2 separate regions of the Homo sapiens genome follow, and region 2 is linked to region 1. A link is a loop called in an ENCODE intact Hi-C map of the cell type or tissue named here. Cell type or tissue: mammary epithelial cell. All regions are shown on one strand. Links, peaks and the distances in the headings refer to the core of each region. The heading gives the core; the rest is flanking DNA.

Evidence for each region. A loop is a pair of places that touch in the nucleus more often than their neighbours do. Peaks named below come from ENCODE experiments on the same cell type or tissue, not always from the same donor. Only the 100,000 strongest peaks of a DNase experiment are listed, where the experiment ranks them.
Region 2: a loop joins it to region 1, with 4 times the contacts of the local background. A loop is called at or near these places in 5 of 110 quality-filtered maps.

Annotation. Positions count from the first base shown.
Region 1 is chr10:125,867,502-125,870,323 of GRCh38, reverse strand. The region is part of intron 1 of DHX32 (DEAH-box helicase 32 (putative)); the gene reads left to right. Among named protein-coding and RNA genes, the nearest start is that of DHX32, 12 kb to the left of the region's middle. In mammary epithelial cell, for the core only: a CTCF peak has its summit at 1,769; no DNase peak of the experiment used is centred there.
Region 2 is chr10:126,089,832-126,092,653 of GRCh38, reverse strand. All of the region lies in intron 11 of ADAM12 (ADAM metallopeptidase domain 12), which reads left to right. Among named protein-coding and RNA genes, the nearest start is that of FANK1-AS1, 120 kb to the right of the region's middle. In mammary epithelial cell, for the core only: no CTCF peak of the experiment used is centred there; a DNase peak (open chromatin) is centred at 1,623; H3K27ac peaks cover 632 bases.

The sequences.
Region 1 (2,822 bases), core at 280-2,779:
GTCTTCCAGAGATTTCTTTCAGTACTGAAATTCTGCAACTACCATGCCTATCTCTAGCTCTGACCTCTCCCTTAGCCTCCTGCCTTGCTTTTCCGTTGATCCCAGGATGGTTATGCCTGGATGTTCTTCTGATAACATTGACCATCTTCCTGACTATCCTGAAGGTCATCTTCCTACCCTCCTAACTCCTGATTCCCCCCAAAAGAACTTTATGCTGCTCTTTAGCTTCATTCATTTATTTTATTTTACTTTCCAATTTCCTGTTCTTGTCAATTATATAATTAGTATTTTAAGTTAGAAATCATAGAATATTTGTCTTCTTCCTATGCATAATTAGTCTGTTAGTGGGCACTGCTTATTCTTCCTTTGCAGTAATTTTCCCGTGGTTTTATTACCTCTCTCCCATGCTTAGCACTAAGCCCAAGCCTTTCTCTCTCTTCTTTTCAATTATTATGATGTCCTTATCCATCTTTCCACTCAACTCTTATCCCTACCATATGTCAGATCCTCTGTTCGGTATTGGGAACAAATGCAAACCACACGTGTAGCTTAAGGATCTTCCCACATAGTGGAGAGACAGAGAATCATATTCAAACAAGGGTTTTGGCTGGGCACAGGGGCTCACATCTGTAATCCCAACACTTTGGGAAGCTGAGGCAAAAGGATCACTTGAGCCCAGGCAATTGAGACCAGCCTGGGCAACAGAGCGAGACCCTGTCTCTACTAAAGAAATTTTTTTTTTTTTTTTGAGACAGAGTCTCACTCTGTCGCCCAGGCTGGAGTACAGTGGTGCCAGCTCAGCTCACTGCAACCTCTGCCTGCCAGGTTTAAGCGATTCTCCTGCCTCAGCCTCCTGAGTAGCTGGGACTATAGGCGTACGCCACCACACCCAGCTAATTTTTGTATTTTCAGTAGAGACAGGGTTTCCCCATGTTGACCAGGCTGGTTTTGAACTCCTGACCTCAGGTGATCCACCTGCCTTGGCCTCCCAAATTGCTAGGATTACAGGCATGAGCCACCATGCCTGGCCTAAAGAAAATTTTTTAAAAACAAGTAGTTTTAATATAGCTTTTCACATGAATGATGTTTGAGGTCTTGGCTAGGGACCCTAGATAGTGGACCCTGACATGAAGGCAATCCATTTAAAAGTAAGAATTTGGCAAGAATAAAAAATTACTTGCTAAGGAATAAAGGAGGCAAAATTTTATGTAAATTCTTAAACGATGTAGAATCTTAAACTATGTAGAATCACAGAATTTTAAATTATTTCTAGACAGTATAAGAAATTATTCATTCAATGAATAATTACTGAGTACTAGGATAATTTGGTGACCAACACGGATAGGTCTCTGCTTTTAGAGCTCATTTGAGGGGCCGTTAGGTAGTGGGGAACTAGGAACAAACAGCAACCTCAGGAAGGTGATGGCTGCCACGGTGGGAAGCACACCGTGGATCTAGATACCTAGGGGATCACAGCAAGCCTTGTGGAGAAAACGACACCAGAGTTCAAACTTGAAGGATAATTCTCATTCATTCAGTCTATTCATTTTACAGGTAAGAATTAACTAAAGCTTAGAAAATTTGTGGTTTACATGGAACAAATTAATGGCAAGCCAATCCCTTAGGTGGCTTGTTATTCCTGGATCTTGCCTTGATTCCACGTTTCCTGAGCGCAGTATCTTAAAATTTCATCTTTCATAGAACAAAGTAAGCGTTGAGTAAATAATTACTGATAACTTGCAACCTGTTGACAAGGCTGACACCTATCTGAAAGTGCAGGAAGTGCATTTGCCTTTCAGTCCTTAGGAATTTACAGTCTACAGCAGTCATTCATTTTGGAGTTACTTGTATTTCTGGTGAGTTATGTTTATTTTTCAAATTACAGTGAGAATTCAGATCTAAGAATTTCATAATGAATCTCATAAATAGCAGACCTCAAGATAATTAGAAATTTTACAACGTTTAAATTCCTTAGATCAATTAAAAACACTCTTGGAATAATTTATTTTTAAAATGCATGTAACAATGCATAATTTACTGACAATGCCTTAAGATTGTAGCATACAAATGAATTCAGTACATTCTACTATAATAATTCTTGTACAAATGAATGTGATAAACATCAGTTGGTCCATAATATATTTTAGAAAAAAAAGGATTTTTAAAATAAAATGGCTCTAGAGTAGCTTTGCTTAGAACTGACTCCAAATCCAGATGGGTTGGTTGATTATCTCACTGGGTTTATTTAGATGGGTTTATTTATTTAATTATATTTAGATTGTAAATTACCAGGATATTTTAGCTTTTATTATCAGAGAAATGTTAAGTAGGCTTATCTGGATATTTGTTATCATCATTTGGATTTAAATATAAATGCTTTAATTTTGAGTCACTAGTTTTTATCTAAATGCTATCTATAATTTACATTGCTTAAAACACAATAGCTGATAACAGAAGCCATATTTTTGATGGGCCTTCTAATCAAAAAGAAAATAATCTCTAAATACATTAGTCTTTTCAGAAACACAGTTGAGGTTGAAAGTATTTTTTTTTTCATTTTTGTCCTTGATTTTTTTTTTTTTTTTTTTGAGACGGAGTCTTGCTCTGTCGCCCAGGCTGGCGTGCAGTGGCACAATCTCTGCTCACTGCAAGCTCCGCCTCCCGGGTTCACGCCATTCTCCTGCCTCAGCCTCCCAAGTAGCTGAGACTACAGGCGCCCGCCACCACGCCTAGCTAATTTTTTGTATTTTAAGTAGAGACGGGGTTTCACCATGTTAGCCAGGATGGTCTCGATCTCCTGACTTCGTGATCCGCCCACCTCG
Region 2 (2,822 bases), core at 76-2,575, 220 kb before region 1:
TTGTGAGTGTGTAATGACAGAAACCAAGGATCTGTACACAAAGTCAAAGTACTAACCGATAGGAAATGAAATATTGCAAAACTCAAGATACTAACATGTGTGTCTCTCCAAAAGGGAGGCCACCCTAAAAAGTAATATGTTCCTAGTCACTAAAGGTGTCTGAGAGGAAGCACAGTAATTGTTTGCTGGACATTTGGGGCAAGGATTTCCTTCTTAGGGTATAAGGTTGGGCCAAGGGCCTATAGATGCCTTCTGTTTCCAACATTTCACAAGCCCTGATCGCTATGCTGGGCCACACGCTGGGTGACTTTCAGACAGTGAGTTTGGCAGGAGACTGATGTGCAACTGAGTGGCCTTCGTGTTTTCTCACTCTCAATGAACTCATAGCCATAGAAAATGCACTGTGTGTCTAATTTCCCTGATCATCAGATGGGCACAAATACATTAGCCTATGGGCCTCCAGAAATGGTTTCCCATGACTAAGAAGATCATATTGTTAATATTGTTAATGTTTTTTAATTATTGATAAACCAATGGAAGAGAGGAAAACCTAGATCAAGAACACTGGACTTGAAGAGATCTGGTTGTCCCAATTCTCACACCATTTTTTAAAATAATATAGGCAGTTTAGTAACCCCCTGGCTCTTACATTCCTCATCAATAAGATGAGTGAGTCAGTCTTCATCCACCCATCCAACCATCTATCCATCCACCCATCCACCCTTCCTTCCTCCTTTCTTTCCATCTGTCTCTCCACCCACTTGTTCACATATTAAACAAATATTTTTGACCCCTGTGCTCGTGGGGAGGAATGCACAGATGATGAAGACTCTACAGCTCTAAAAATTATATAATTCTGAAGGCACAATAGCAAGGCATATTTTCTGGCACTCTATATGGTTTTATCTAAATCCTTTCCAATTGGAAAGTCTTCATGGCAGTGCTGAAGAATGCAAGCCAGATCGCCCCAGAGATATTTGAACACCGTAGGTAGAAATGGTATTGTTAAGAGCTCGACAAATCATTTAAAAGGCTTTTTTTTCCCCCATTACCAGGGGTTTGCTAATAGCCTTTATTTGATTTATACCATATTAGCAATTTCTGAGTTTTCTCTTTTGCTGAGCTTGTGCTTTTGTATAAATCTTTTCTATTTGCTTCTCATTTATGATCCCACATTCCTGTCCAGAGAGTGGTGTTTTTAATTTTCTCAGATGGAAAGCAACTTCCTAAGCAAGTAGGTGAATTAATCACAAAAGCCCACAGTGAGGGGGAGGTCGAGCGGCTCAGTCAACCCTCAGTCATCCATCACCCGTGGTGGAGTTTTCCCGGCTGCTCCGGTATTATCTCAAAATGGTGGTTCTCTTACCTCATAGTGTCTCCGAGAGAGTGGGAGAATGGACTCAATGAGATCACATGTCTGTAAATTGTAAATCATTCCACAAAGGTAGTATATTATTACTTAGCTTACAGGGGTTTTGGAACTATCAAAAAGTTAAAGGCTTTTTTCAGAATTCCTACTCATCATTGCTGGAAAGACTCCCAGTGCCCTTAGCAGTCACTCAGCAGCATGTCCACAGTTTCCGTGTGATGGCTCACTTTAAACTGGCCCACATCCAAACACCAGCCAGCCTGTGTCTTCCTCCTCCCACCACTGATGGAGGCTTGGGGATGTCAGTTAAATTCAGTCTCAGCTCCAAAGGTGATTCAGAGATGAATCAGTAACTGCTTTAATGATATTAACATCTCAGAATCAAAAAGAACCAAGTATTGTAGATGGCTTAAAGGAGAAAAGTATATCCCTTCATATACCTTGTTTATTCTTTATCAAAACATTCCAGAATCCTAACTCTGAAAACATTAACCAATTGCTGTCACTGACAAATGGGACCTGAGGCCTGTAAATACAAGGATAGAGTCCTATTTCAACTTAAGACTTGTGTGACTTCAGTTGCACATTGCAGGGATGGTTGGAGGGGGTTCCTTATGGATTGTATCATTAATTACTGCAAGGCTTTAAGTGTGTGTAAGAGTGTGTGTTTTATGTCTCTAAACATTTAAGACCTGTCCTGGAAATGACTCTTTGGCAAAAGCAGTATCTGGGGATTCATGTGGGAGTTTAACTCAGTTGAGTTTATCCATTAATGAGCTTGGAGCCCTTGGTCTTAGGGAGGTGAGGGCTACGTATGCTGCATTTATAGGAGTAAGAAAATTGTGAATGACTTGAACACTCATAGCAAAGAATATTTAGCGTAATAGTAAATGTCACTTCCTAGAGTAGGAAAAAAGGCAATATTAACATTCAAAAAATGACTCTTACAGATTCCTTTTTTTTTTTTTTTTTGCAGAAAGTTTCTGTTAAATGAGAGTTGGAGGAATAGGGCCATCTCCTCGGGTGGGGTAGGTGAATCTGCAAGTCATATTCACCGAGCCCCTGCCACTGTTACACACTGATAGGTGTTAGGGACACAGCTGTGAACAGGACAAGCCTGTTTCTTGCCCTCTTGGAACTGGTGTTCTAGTGGTGAAAAGAGTTGAAAAATGGAAAATTTAAAACTTGCAGTTTGGGCCAGGTGTGGTGGTTCACACCTGTAATCTCAGCACTTTGGGAGGCCAAGGCAGGAGGATTGCTTGAGGCCAGGAGTTCAAGACCAGCATGGGCAACATAGCAAGACCCTGTCTCTATTTTTAAAATAAAAAAATAAAAGTAATAAATTGCAGGTTGGAAGGAGTGCTGTGAAGGAAGCAAAGGAAGAGGACAAAGAGAGGAAACATGGGGTGAGGGAGCCCACTTTAAGTGGGGGTTTGGGGGAGGCCAAAAGGAA